Linked DNA regions of Homo sapiens: region 2 is linked to region 1. The links are chromatin contacts, found by Hi-C or POLR2A ChIA-PET in ENCODE. All regions are on one chromosome and are shown on one strand. The core of a region is the stretch at or near the end of the contact, and the rest is flanking DNA. Distances in the headings are between cores, read along the strand shown. Region 1 holds the start of CBX4 (chromobox 4). Region 2 holds the start of LINC03048 (long intergenic non-protein coding RNA 3048).

What was found. Hi-C counts contacts between places; a loop is a spot of excess contacts on that map. ChIA-PET counts read pairs that join two places held with the same protein, here RNA polymerase II (POLR2A). Pooled maps may share reads with other maps.
Region 2: a loop to region 1 is called in a map of breast epithelium, with 16 times the contacts of the local background. The contact joins the promoter of LINC03048 here to the promoter of CBX4 in region 1. A Hi-C loop is called at or near these places in 2 of 168 maps with a recorded cell type or tissue (breast epithelium and naive thymus-derived CD4-positive, alpha-beta T cell), 2 of 37 single-sample maps with no recorded cell type and 8 of 50 pooled maps. POLR2A ChIA-PET finds 5 or more read pairs at or near these places in 3 of 52 experiments (H1, activated CD4-positive, alpha-beta T cell and activated T-cell).

What each region holds. Positions count from the first base shown.
Region 1 is chr17:79,835,371-79,841,773 of GRCh38, forward strand. It overlaps CBX4 (chromobox 4), which reads right to left and starts at 4,070. Exons shown (of 5, transcript NM_003655.3): 1 at 3,813-4,070; 2 at 3,641-3,684; 3 at 2,467-2,532; 4 at 276-342; 5 at 1-25. The coding sequence starts at 3,881. RefSeq lists enhancers at 618-1,439, 2,180-2,229, 2,262-3,085, 3,086-3,907, 5,552-6,375 and 1 more and silencers at 1,810-1,859, 1,900-2,194, 1,910-1,989, 3,957-4,666.
Region 2 is chr17:81,383,116-81,389,518 of GRCh38, forward strand. LINC03048 (long intergenic non-protein coding RNA 3048) reads right to left here and starts at 2,267. Exons shown (of 4, transcript NR_164137.1): 1 at 2,014-2,267. RefSeq lists enhancers at 2,875-3,443, 4,828-5,387, 5,388-5,947, 5,948-6,403.

The DNA.
Region 1 (6,403 bases), core at 2,820-5,319:
TGGAACGACGGGCAAAGGTAGGCACCTGAGGGAACGGGTGCAGGGGTGAGAGGAGGGAGGAGACAGCCCCACCGCATGCCGGGAGTTTCTGGAGCGTCCCAGCCCCCACCAGGTCCGCAGCTGCCTCATGGGGGGCAGGAGGTGGGAGGTCTAGTAGAAAGGGAACAGGGTCAGGGTGCTGGGAGGAACCACCACCACCCCCCCCATCCCCAGGCCTGGAGGCAGCTCTGGTGGCCATGTCAAGGGGGTGCCCAGGGGCGGCCGTGTGTATTCACCTGCACCACTAGCGGTTTGGGCTTCGGCCCTCTCTTCCGATATCCCATCAGCTGCTCCTGCCGTTCCCTGGGTGGGAGGGAACAGAGGGCAGTGCTGTTAGCCTCAGGGTCGCCCCCTACCCGCTAATTCCGGAATCTTCTGTGATGCCCCCCCCCCCGCTTCAGAGAGCATCAGGTAGGGCTGGCCGGACACAGGAATCAAGAGTTCAGGGCAGGTCAGGCCTCTGCGCCCTTAACCCTCACACCAACCCTCCTCTGCCCAAGAGGTCCTGGGCAAAGGGCTCCCCCACTTTGATGCCCACACCCGAACCAGCACCCCCCCAAGCCCCACCTCTGTGCTCAGGAGGCAGAAGCTCAGGGCTGCACCTCTGGCCCTCCTGCCCACGGCCTTGGGCCTGTGGCTCTGTGCGAAGCAAAGTGGACACGGGGATCCAGGGAAGACAAACCAGCCCAAGCGAGGTGTGCGCCGACCTCATCCCTCCCGTCAGAAGCGCGGGATGCTAATGACCTCATTAAGATTCCGATAACGAGTGCCTCCGGCAGAAGGGAGGGCCCTTTCTTAAAGGCCAGGCACTAAACAGGGGGAGGGGCTGCGCCCTTGTTTACACAGCGGCAAATGAGCCAATTAGGGGCTGGGGGCGGGGGCGGGCCACCAAGGCCAGGGTGTGGCCAGGTTTGTGGCCACCTGGTGAACGCTGCGCTCCTCCCAGCTGAGCAGGTGGGCGTGGCCGGAGCAGCTTAGAGAAGCACCGCCTCCTCCTCGGAGTCTGGCTCCTGGCTGCCTCAATTTCCAAATAATGAATAAAGCCCATGGGCGGAGGCACCGGTCACTACAGCCACCAGGCTCCTGCCTGCAGGCCAGCCTAAGGGTGATCCACAGCTGGGGGCTGGATCTTCCCAGGCACTACCCAGCCCTCCACGGACGAGTGGGATGCCTCTCTAGTGTCTGCCAAAGTTGCAGCCCATTCCTGGGCCGGAAACGGGTTCCTCACAGACCCTAGCTACCACCCCCATGCCTCCTTGGACCAACCCTGGGGAGTTCTGACATGCCCCAGGGCGGGGGCCGGGGCCTGACTCTGAAGTTGCGTGGCATTGCGACAGCCTGCGTTTTAATTCTTCAGGGACCCATTATGCAACGTGGCATCAGCCGCTGACATGGTTACAGGGTGGTGAACTCCCAGGTGGAATGGGGCAGGATCCCAGCTACGTGCCCCCCCTGCATTGCGGGAGGGCAACTGCCCTGCCCCGCCGGTGGCTAGCTCAGAGGGTCTACAGTTTACAGTTTTAGCGCCAAACGCGCCACAGGAAATAGTGCAAAATAAAAGGGGGAGGAGAGATGGAAGGCAGCGGGGTGGCCGAGCTCCAAGGGCCCCGGCTGCTCCTCCCCTCCTCGCCCTTCCCCCTTCTACCCTCTCCGAAACAGAGAACCACAGCCACCGGCGACGAACCCAGCTGCAGCAGCTGCAGCGTGACAAGCAACCGTGCGCACGAGGATGAGTCCCCCAGAAGAAGCCACCCCTCCACCACCAAGCAGCGCCCACCCCAGGCCCTTGGGCCAAGCCCCCCTGCCTTGAGGGTGGGTGGCCCTGCCCTGCCAAACAGCCCAGTGGGGTCCGGGGCGGGGGGCAACCCAGCACCCTATGGAATCTACTCCTGACCAAGCTTAAATTCCCTGGGGTGTGCGGGTGCAGCTTTTAAGGCCATGTCAACTTTCCTCCAGCCGCCAACAGGTTAAGTTCAGTTCCATGACGTCCGGGCGGTTTCACAATGCCAGCTCCCTCAGAGCTGCACCGCGAGGTGCTGGTGCCAAGCGGCCAGTGGCTGCAGGACAGCAACACCTAGGCTCCGGGGGTGGGGCTCCCAGGTTGCAACAGGAGGGGCCCCTGGGGAACCAGGCACAGCCCCAAGTTCTCCGGGCAGCTGCATGGCCACCCACACACACCCTTCCCAAACTTCCCCCAAAACCCAAGCCTGGCCTTCCCTGGCCTTGCCCCGCCCCCACCCCAAGCTGCAGCAACCGCCAAGGACGCTGGTTAGAGGAGCTGGGGCCGCAGCGTGCCCATCCAGGCCGGTTGGGGAGGGGGCTCCCACCAGCCCCCTCCACGCCCCTTTCCTATTGCTGCGTCGCCCACTTTGCCATTCCCATATACGGTCACGGGTGGCAGGCGGTGGCTGCGTGGGGGACGCTCACCTGTTCTGGAAGGCGATCAGCAGCCTGGGGTCCAGGATGTTCTCCTCCGGTTCCCACGTGTTATATCTTGCAAGGGAAAAGGGAGGGGGACACGGTGTAAAAAAAAAAAAAAAAGCCACCTTTGCCGCGGCCTCCAGGTGGGGAGTGACATAAGGCCCTACTCTGTCTTTATGAACATTTAGCCGTGGATGTGGAAGGTAGATTTCCGCAGGCCTGACGTAGTCCCTGATACACAGCCCCCCCCTCAAATAAACACGCAAGGGCAGGAAGAAAGGGGAGGGGTAAGGAAAATGAAACTAGCAGTTTATTTTGCAGTTGTCAAGAATTTTAAGCATGTTACTGCGACATGTTCCAAAGCCACTTTGCTCACCAGGAACCCTGCGTGCAAAGCAGCCGAAATGCAAAGTCGCAGTCCCCCTCCTCTCCCCAGCCCCGAGTCCCCGCGAGGGCTTCAGCCGTTCTCCATTTGACCCCTAATCCGATAGCCAACAGCCAAGCGTCCCCCCCACACCCCCTCGTGGCCCAGGAGCCCGCTGTCACGGGCGAGCAAACCCCAAATACTCAGCAACACAAAAATATGCCTCCGTGTGTGTGTGTGAGTGTGCGTGTGCCTGCGCGTCTATCTCCATCCGGTGCCTTCGCATTTCAAATTAAAGAAAAAAAATTCTCCACCAAAAGCGCCGCAGTGACAGTTCCCAACATTTTCTGCCTTTCTTCTTCCCCTCCCTGCACCACTAGGAGGGAGAAGGCACACAATTGCATTTTCGTCGCTTTTTAATTTTTTTTTTTTGGTTTTGCAATATGGAGCCGTTCGGTGGAGGGAAAGGGGAAAGGAGCCATTTTCTGCTGCACATCAGTCAGTGCCTGCGCCCTCCCTCCCTCCGCCGGCCTCCCCGGCTCGGCCCCGCGTCTCTCCAGCTCCTCCGGCTCCTTTTAGTGCATAAATTAGTGATGGCATTTCCCGGAGAGCGGAGCACAACACAGGGCGCCGGGCTCGGGCTCGGCGGCTCGGCTTCCCCAGTGCCTGCCACCGACTTCCCCACCCCCTCCTCCCTCCACCCCACCTCCACCCCGCCTCCCGTCCGCTCCCCCCACCCCCCCAGCAGCTCGGCGGGTCCGCGGCCCCGAGCCCCGCGCCTCGGCCCCCGGGCCCCCGCCCTCCGCCGCGACTTACTTGGGCGACCAGCCTCTCCATTTCACCAGATACTCCACTCTGCCCTGGGGGGAAGAGACAGCACTCCATCAGCTTCCGCGGGATCCCCGGCCCGGCCCGCAGCCTCCCCACCCCCTCCCCGCCTCCTCGCGGGCCGCTCCGGCCGCCGCTCGCCGCCCCCGCGCCGCCCTACCTTGCGGATCCGCTTCTTCTCGATGCTCTCCACCGCGAAGACGTGCTCGCCAACAGCTGGCAGCTCCATGGCCGAGCCGGAGCGCGCCGGGGCGCTGGCGGCCGGCGCGGCTGCAGACGCTGCTAGCTCCCGCCGGCGCCCAGCTGCCGCCCCGGCCGAAGCGCCCCCGCCGCCGCCGCCGCTCGCCCCGCACAGCCCGGCCGGCCCGCCGCTGCCCGCGCCCGCCCCGGCTCCCGGCTCGCGCTCGCTCAGACAACTGAGCCCGGGCCGCGGCTGCACAAGAACTCATGCAAATCCCGGACGTCAGCGGGCGGGGCCTCGCCGGGCCCAGCTCGGCGTCAGGGGGCGGGCCGCGGCGCGGATTGGCGCAGCCGGGCCTACCGGAGGCCCCGGGCCTGGGCGGCGGGGGGAGGAGGAAAGGGCGCGGGTGGGGGACGCGGAGGGGAGGGCGCCGGGGAGGTGCAGGGGGAGGGATCGGCGAGCCTGGGAGAGGGAGGCTGCAGAGAGGGAGCGGGACCGGGAAGGAGAGGTGTGTCCGCCGGGGCGGAGGCGGGCGGAGAGCTTGACAGCCCGGAAGGGTCTCGGCGGCGACCCCTCGCCCACATCCCGGTGCCCGGGCCTCCCCCTCGCGGCACGTTCTCAGTGTTCACGGCCCCGGGACCCCTGCTGGGGGCCACGGAAGCATCCGCCGCCGCTCCCAGTTGCACCGAATTGCGTCACCAGCGCCCCGGGACGCGCGGGCCCCGCCGGCAGGGGGCGGAATGGGGCAGGGGCAGCTCGCGCCCCACTGCGGGCCCCGCCTCGCCTCCAGGCTCCGGGCATTTTGGAGCGCGAGGAGGGAAAGGGACAGGGCGGAGAGAAGGCCGAGGACTGGGTGCCAAGGAGAGATTGAAGAACGCACGAGGAAGGGGACCGAGGAGCAGCCAATCCCGGGGCCCTGGCGCCCAAGAACCTCGGCAGAAAGGGCTCCAAATCCGATCCCACCCCGATCCTCAATGGCTCCGAATTTACACTTGGTCCTCTTATTGACGGGGCGAGATGTCCTGTTTCTAGCAGCCTCCAGAGCCAAGCTAGGCGAGAGGCGTAGGAGGCAGAGAGAGCGGGCGCGGGAGGCCAGGGTCCGCCTGGGGGCCTGAGGGGACTTCGTGGGGTCCCGGGAGTGGCCTAGAAACAGGGAGCTGGGAGGGCCGGGAAGAGCTTGAGGCTGAGCGGGGGACGAACGGGCAGCGCAAAGGGGAGATGAACGGAATGGCCGAGGAGCCACGCATTCGCCTTGTGTCCGCGGACCCTTGTTCCCGACAGGCGACCAAGCCAAGGCCCTCCGGACTGACGCGGCCTGAGCAGCAGCGAGTGTGAAGTTTGGCACCTCCGGCGGCGAGACGGCGCGTTCTGGCGCGCGGCTCCTGCGTCCGGCTGGTGGAGCTGCTGCGCCCTATGCGGCCTGCCGAGGGCGCCGCCGAGGGCCCGCGAGCTCCGTGGGGTCGGGGTGGGGGGACCCGGGAGCGGACAGCGCGGCCCGAGGGGCAGGGGCAGGGGCGCGCCTGGCCTGGGGTGTGTCTGGGCCCCGGCTCCGGGCTCTTGAAGGACCGCGAGCAGGAGGCTTGCGCAATCCCTTGGCTGAGCGTCCACGGAGAAAGAAAAAGAGCAAAAGCAGAGCGAGAGTGGAGCGAGGGATGGGGGCGGGCAAAGAGCCATCCGGGTCTCCACCACCGCCCTGACACGCGACCCGGCTGTCTGTTGGGGACCGCACGGGGGCTCGGGCGAGCAGGGGAGGGAGGAGCCTGCGCGGGGCTCGTGTTCGCCCAGGAATCCCGGAGAAGCTCGAAGACGGTCTGGTGTTGAACGCACACGTGGACTCCATTTCATTACCACCTTGCAGCTCTTGCGCCACGGAGGCTGCTGCTGCCCGGCGGCTGCTACCCACCGAGACCCACGTGGCCCCTCCCCAGGGGTGTAGGGGTGACGGTTGTCTTCTGGTGACAGCAGAGGTGTTGGGTTTGCGACTGATCTCTAACGAGCTTGAGGCGCAAACCTAGGATTCCCTGAGTGTTGGGGTGCGGCGGGGGGGCAAGCAAGGTGGGACGACGCCTGCCTGGTTTCCCTGACTAGTTGCGGGGGGTGGGGGCCGGCTCTCAGGGGCCACCAGAAGCTGGGTGGGTGTACAGGAAAATATTTTTCTCCTGCCGTGTTTGGCTTTTTCCTGGCATTTTTGCCCAGGGCGAAGAACTGTCGCGCGGGGCAGCTCCACCGCGGAGGGAGAGGGGTCGCGAGGCTGGCGCGGGAAGCGCTGTAGGTGGCAGTCATCCGTCCACGCCGCACAGGCCGTCTGCGCCGTCGGACCATCGGGAGGTCTGCAGCAACTTTGTCCCGGCCAGTCCCCTTGTCCGGGAAGGGGCTGAGCTTCCCGACACTCTACCCTCCCCCTCTTGAAAATCCCCTGGAAAATCTGTTTGCAATGGGTGTTTCCGCGGCGTCCAGGTCTGGGCTGCCGGGGGAGGCCGAGCGGCTGCTGCAGCCTCCCTGCTGCCAGGGGCGTCGGACTCCGCTTCGCTCACTACGCCCAGGCCCCTCAGGGGCCCACGCTCAGGACT
Region 2 (6,403 bases), core at 1,017-3,516, 1.5 Mb after region 1:
ATCTGCTTCTGGCCATGAGGGAGGACAGACCCCCACACTCTACAAAGCCTGCCCCTTGGCTGCTTGGCTGTCTGGGCCAATTCTGGTTGTCCTGAACCAGAGGCCACCAACGGGCCCCGTGGAGGCTCAGAACCAAAATCCCACATTCTCAGAGGTTCTTGGGGTCCTCAGGGTTGGGTAGTGCAGCAGCGTGCAGGCTGGGAGGGAAGCCTGGGATCAAATCCTGGCTCCCCTTCTTCCCGTTTGGTGGCCTTGACGGAGAGTGAGGGCTTCCTGGTGACTGAGCCTCGCTTTCCTCGTGTGTCCTGGGCTCGGAGAAGTCCTTTCTGGAGGAAGGAGGGTCCCTTCCTCTTGGTCAGGGCGGGAAGAAATGTGCCCCAAGGAGGGATGGCAGCGCCCACTGCGCCCCTTTCCTCCTCCCCCCACCCCGGGCTCCTCCTCTGATTCCGTTTTGGGGACTCTTTCCTGCCCCTCAGAGTCTGAGGCTTCTAGGCCTGCGCTGTTCATACCTTGACCCCACCCCAGCCCCCATGTTCGCAAGCCTGTGTCCCCTGGAGCCTCTTGTCACAGAGGACCCTCTCCTGTGGAGTCCCAGGGCTCCACTCGCCCCCATGGGGTTTCCAGCTTGCAGCCTGGGGTCCTGGGACGGGTGCAGGGAGGCAAGTGGCCCCCAGCCCACGGAGCCCCATCATGCAGAAAATTCGGCAAAACCCAGCTTCCTCCGAGTGAGGCGGCTGTCCCAGGGCAAGCTCGGGGAGGGCACTGTTGCCCCGCTGTCCCTTGGCCACGGCAGGGTTAGGCTGTAGCATGGGCAAGACTCAGGGACACAGAAATCGGAAGGGGAGTCTAAAAGGGGGTCCAGCCCTGCCCAGCAGCCTCACCACCTGGTGGCATCACCCCCACGCTGGGCGAGCTGCCCCCTCTCCAGGGCAGGGCTCCAAACCGCTCTGGGGGAAGCTGGCCTCAGCTGGGTGTCGGGGGGCCTGGGCCCATTTGCCTGGACGCTGCGGGCACCCTGCCCCTCTGGCTCCCCGGGGTCCTGGGCCTCTCGCGGGCAGGAATGCCATCTGTGCCATCTGACCAGGGCTCCCCTCACTGTGCACCCTGGCGTTTTGGGGCGTGGGAAGGCGTTCAAGGCTGGTTTCTGTTTCCCCGTCAAGCCCTGAGTGGAGTGCGACCGGAGGCTGGCCAGTGGCTCCCCGGGCACCTAGGGGAGGCTGGGGGCAAACTGAGGCAGTCTAGAGCCTACAATCACTCCAGGGGCCTGTGGGGCAGGGACAGGGCTGAGGGGACCTGGCACCCTGTGGGTTCCCCAGCAGTGTGGCTGGGGACATGGGGACAGAGCCCACCTTGCAGCCTCTGATCTCTGGGCCTGGACATTTGTTTGGAGTAGTGTTCACTGGTTTGTTTTGTTTTCTTTTTTTTGAGACAGAGTCTCTCTCTGTTGCCCAGGCTGGAGTGCAGTGGCGCGATCTCAGCTCACTGCAAGCTCCGCCTCCTGGGTTCGAGCGATTCTCGTGCCTCAGCCTCCCAAGTAGCTGGGGCTACAGGTGCCCACCACCACGCCTGGCTAATTTTTGTATTCTTAGTAGAGACGGGGTTTCACCAAGTTGGCCAGGCTGGTCTTGGACTCCTGGCCTCAGGTGATCCACCCGCCTCAGCCTCCCAAAGTGCTGGGATTACAGGTGTGAACCACCACGCCTGGCCTGTTTTGTTTTCTGATTGCAAAATGAATACATTTCAAAAGGGAAATTTGAAAAATATAAAAAATCCTTAAAAAGAGAATAAAACCCACCCATCAACCCATCATGCTATACCCAGGAACACTACCTCCAGCTTCCAGGACCCCCAACCTCAGCCAAGGGTCTCCACATACTTCTCTCTTCTGTAATTGGGTCTTCCCGCGGAGGCTGGGGCCTGGGCGGATGGATGCCCAGGGTGGGGGCTACCTCCTCTGGACTGCCGAGACCTCCCCAGCAATGAGGTGCCAGACCAGGACCGGGGTGAACTCACCATGAGCTTCTGTTGCCGTCTGGGCCTGGGCTGGGAGCAGGAATCTCTGGGGAAGGCCAAGCATGTTTCAGAGTCATCGGGATCAGGGCCACCCTCTCCCTCCCCCAGTGTCTGCAGCCATTTTCATAGGAAAAAAACTGGGTTTAACAAAGCTGTTCCAGACCTCCTGACCTGAAACTGATTTCTACCCTTCCGTGTGGCCCTAAGGCTCCCAGGCACGAGGCGCATAGCTAGGGGAAGACAGTGCCTCTGACACCCATTTAAGAGTTAACTGAGGCCAAAAAGCCGCTCTGCACGCCCCTCTTGTTCAGAGGCCCACTGATCCCCTGGTCCCGTGGTCACCACGGGGTATGGGTGCAGACAAAGCCGTGTTCATGGAAGCTCCGGGCCTGATGACAGTGGCACAAGGACCCCATTCTCTGCTGTCTCCAGCTGCATCCCCTCCCCCAGCCGGCCTGACATCAGAGACAGCGGGTCAGACATCCCGGGATCCCCCACTCCCACCCCAGGGCGCAGGCTCAGCTGCTGGGGCTCAGGGAAATGCACAAGAGGGCCTGTGCTGGGGAGACAGGGCGTGGATGAACTGCCTGAGTGGTGCAGACAGCTGCAGCTTGGCCCAGCAAGTCTTCAGTGGGAAGCTGCCTGCATTTTTACAACTGATTTTTGAACCTGAAAGTGGAGGTTCACATCCAGCCTGTTCAACGTAATCTTGTTGGTTCCAGTCCAACGTGACCTTTTGGAATCTGGTTTCCAGACTCTTGCCATATATTAGCAGTTCCTCCCGGCTGCAGGCTGCGATCTGCCTTGCTGGGGCCTCATCCCAGAGAAACAGGCTGGCCGGGAGCATTCGGAGGGGCTTCCCAGGAAGAGCTGGACCCTGACACATCTTTCCGTGGGTGCTGTGGCCAAGACGCCCAATGGCTGGTCATGAGGCCCATTTTGTTCTGCTCCTGGTCTACAAGGCAGAAGTCGGGACGCATCATGTCTGCCCCAGCCAGGAGTCTTAGGGTTGTCCCAGGCCCAAAAGTCAGCCAACCCTAGTACTAGTTTTCCAGAAGAATCCAGAGCCTACGCACCCAGGCCCTCAGTGTGAACAAGGGCACGTTATTTGCTCTCACAGTCTCCTTCTGCTCATCTGTAAAATGGGCATGGCCACCATGCCCTCTGTGTCCCAGGCTGTCTAGAGGGTTGAGCAGGCAGGGTAGGATCTGGTACCCACCATGCCCCCGATGCCCACGCAGGCCAGAGAGGGGAGAAATGGAGTTGGCTGAGGCCTGGCCCTCCAATGCCCTCTCTGGGCTCTGAACCAGGGCTCCGTCCGTCCCCTGGGGCTGCCTCCCGCAGGCCAGGGCTCCTTTATCCTCCCCGTTGAGCACCTGGGGCGCGGGGATGACAGCCTCATTTCCCCAAGCAGCCCCCACAGGGCTCCCTGGATTCCTCTCTGACAAGCACATGCGCCGGCTCTGGTCTTGGCTCCGTGTGCCCCAGCACGACAGAACAAGTGCGGCAAGACCCAGGCCTGCAGGGCGGCGGCAAGTGCCCGGAGGGGCGGAGGCGGGGGTAGGGGGTATGCCGGCGCCCGGCAGTGTCGCTGTCCCCGCGCCACCGACCCCACCCCGGCGTGACCTTCCCTGCCGCGCGCCCAAAGGCCAGCAAAGCAGGCGGCGCTTTTAAGGACGCGGCGGCGCGGCGGGTTCGGTGCCAGGAGGCGCCGGGGGGCGGAGGGAGGGGGCGCTCGAGGCCAGAGGAGCGACCCCCGGCAGCCACCCAGGCGCGCCCCGCTCGTCACTCGCTCTCTTCTCCCACTTGCGCCGGCCGGGGGCGGGGCGCGGCGGCGAGGGTGGGGGCTGGGCAGCCGGGGTCCTCCCTCCCCCGCTGTGCTGGAGGCAGCGGGGCGCTCCCCGGAGCTGGGGCGCGGAGGGAGGGCCGAGGGCGCGTCGGAGCCTCATCCGGCCTGGGCCCTCCGAGCGGGAGCGACCCGGGTGCGGGGCCCCACTCTGCCTGGTCGCCCCGAGCGCGTGGAACGCGAGCCGAGGTTCCGCCCGAAATGCGGCCGGCGAAGGGGTGCGGTCCGGGCGGGGTCGCGCGCCCCCAGCACGCTGCCTGGGCTCTGGAATCTGGGAGAAGCCTCCAGCACGGGCTCCCGAGCGCACAAACTCAGGGACGCCCTTCCTCCCGTCCCTGGTCCCCTCCCCGAAAAGCGAGGGGGACGGGCCTGGAGGGAAACGGATTCGGTTTCGCTCCGCTCTCGTCAATTTTCTGTTTAATGTCACCGGGCCCCACTGTGGGAGTAGGAAGCGCGTCACCCGGGCCATAAATTTGCGGTGATGGCGCCTCCGGCCGCCTCCCCAGACGGAGGGACAGGGCCGACTCCGGAGCAGGTGGGGCCGCCGAGACTCGACCTCCGCGGTAGGCGCTGCGCGGCTTCTCCCGACGCGGGTCCCGGGCGCGCTCGGCCGCCCCTCCCGCCGCATCCGCCCGCGCCCGGCCCCGCCGCGGGATTTCCAAAGGGCTTTTGTTCCGGGCTTGGATGTAGAGGCTTTGATTTTTTTACCACCCGCCTCAGGAGACTTTTTGCTTGGAAAAGTCCTGCTATTAAAACAAAAACAAAAACCAATCAATTCCGGAGGGAAGAAAATGCCTCCAGTGTGTGTCTGCGCTTCCCCCGGGCCGAGGACGGTGGTCGGGGCTGCGTATTGCCCGGACCCCGGGTAGGGGAGGCGCAGAGACCCGGCCCTAATGGACTTCGCTCGGAAAGGCCCCGGCGGAAGTGGCCGGGAGAGCGGGCGGCTGCGTGGGTCTGGGCCCTGGCCCGGGGCAGGCTCCTCTGGCCTGCCTGCCTTGGCTGCTTGGAAAGGGATTTCTGGGGAGTCTCCCTTTGGGGGCACTTTCCCCGAAACTCCTCTCCCGCCTGGGGAATTACCCCTGCAGCGGGTACTGATGCTTCATGAATTGAGATGGAATACGTATTTGTTCAGGCCAGAAAAAAAAAATGAATCTATTGAATGATTTTTAATTTAATGGATCAACTGTCCTGTTAACAAAAGAGGCGGTGGCCGTGTTTGGCGCCAGGCGGGAGGCAGCAGTCAGGTGGTCCAGGGGCTGGAGGTGAGGGCTTTGCCGCAGGCGCATGCTGCTCTGTGAGAACTCCGAGGAATAACTCACTGGAGGGCTATAAATGCTGAAGGTAACCAGGCCAAGGACTCCAGTGCCCCCAGAAGTCGCAGGGGAGAGACAGTCTGTCCCCTCTGGTCCAGCCCAGGGAGGGCCTGCAGCCTCCCCATGGGAGCCATGGCCAAGGGGGAGAAAGGTCTCCAGGGCTGGAGGGCAGGTGGGCGGTGGGGCTCATCTCAGGGGCAGGGCGTGGGGGTTTGTGGGCCAGGACCCACCCAAGGGCTGGGTCTGGGAGGTGCTTGGGGAGCCCAGGGCGACCTGGTGTGTGCCCTGCGGGATGCCCCGAGGGCTCCTGCTTGTGTTGCCAGCACCTGCCCTTGGGAGCCGTCAGCTGGGGCCACGATGCTGGCAGGGTGAGGCCTGGCAGGGTCTGGGGCTTTTGGAGGGTGGGGGCTAAGGGAACCCCTGGTGGAAGCTGCCTTCAGGGTTCCTGCCTGCCTTGAGGATGGGTGATAAGGGGCTGGGCCCTGCCCTCCTGCTGCCTGGGCTCTGTAACTGATGCTCAGAGGACCGGGTGGAGTTGGGTGGGAGACCTAAATGCTCCACGGTCCTGTAGGTCTCAGCTGGCCTGGCCCCGCCACCCAGCCCACACCCTTCCCCTAGGGCCCTCTCACCAGTGTGAGAATAGGCCTGGGGAAGTCTGGGCCCGGGAGGCCCCCGACCCCCACTGTCCAGACACCCTGACAGCGACACGTGTAAACACCGCCAAACAGTGGAGACAGGCAGCCCTGCCGCCCCTCCGCCTCTGCAGCCAGGCCTGGTCTGGCAGGGAGTGGAGGCAGGTGTCCTTGCAGGGAGGGCCCGAAGCCAGGCTCTGCCTTGGAGGATGCTCCGGAAGGACCACATAAGCAGTGCCCTCGTTTGGATTGGTCCTGCCTGAGCATTGTCCCCAAGCAGGGCAGTTTCAGCCACTAGGCCCTCCCAACCCCCATCTGTCTGATCTGGGCTTTCTCTCCCGGGTCTGGCTTCCTGTCCTCATCCTCATGGGCAGGAAGACGGAGGGCTGTTTCGGGTCAACCTCCTGTAAGGAAAACCGATTACTCTTTATTCCAGCAGATCCCCAAAGCGCATCCCTTGGCCCAGAGATTCCCAGAGAACCCTGCCCCTCCAGGTCCACCCCCAGACTGGCTGCCTGGGGGGAAGGAGCCGGCCTTTAGGGAAGGCAGCCTGGCATGGTGGAGGTTCCCTGGGCTCCTGGGCCTTTCTCCAGCCCTCC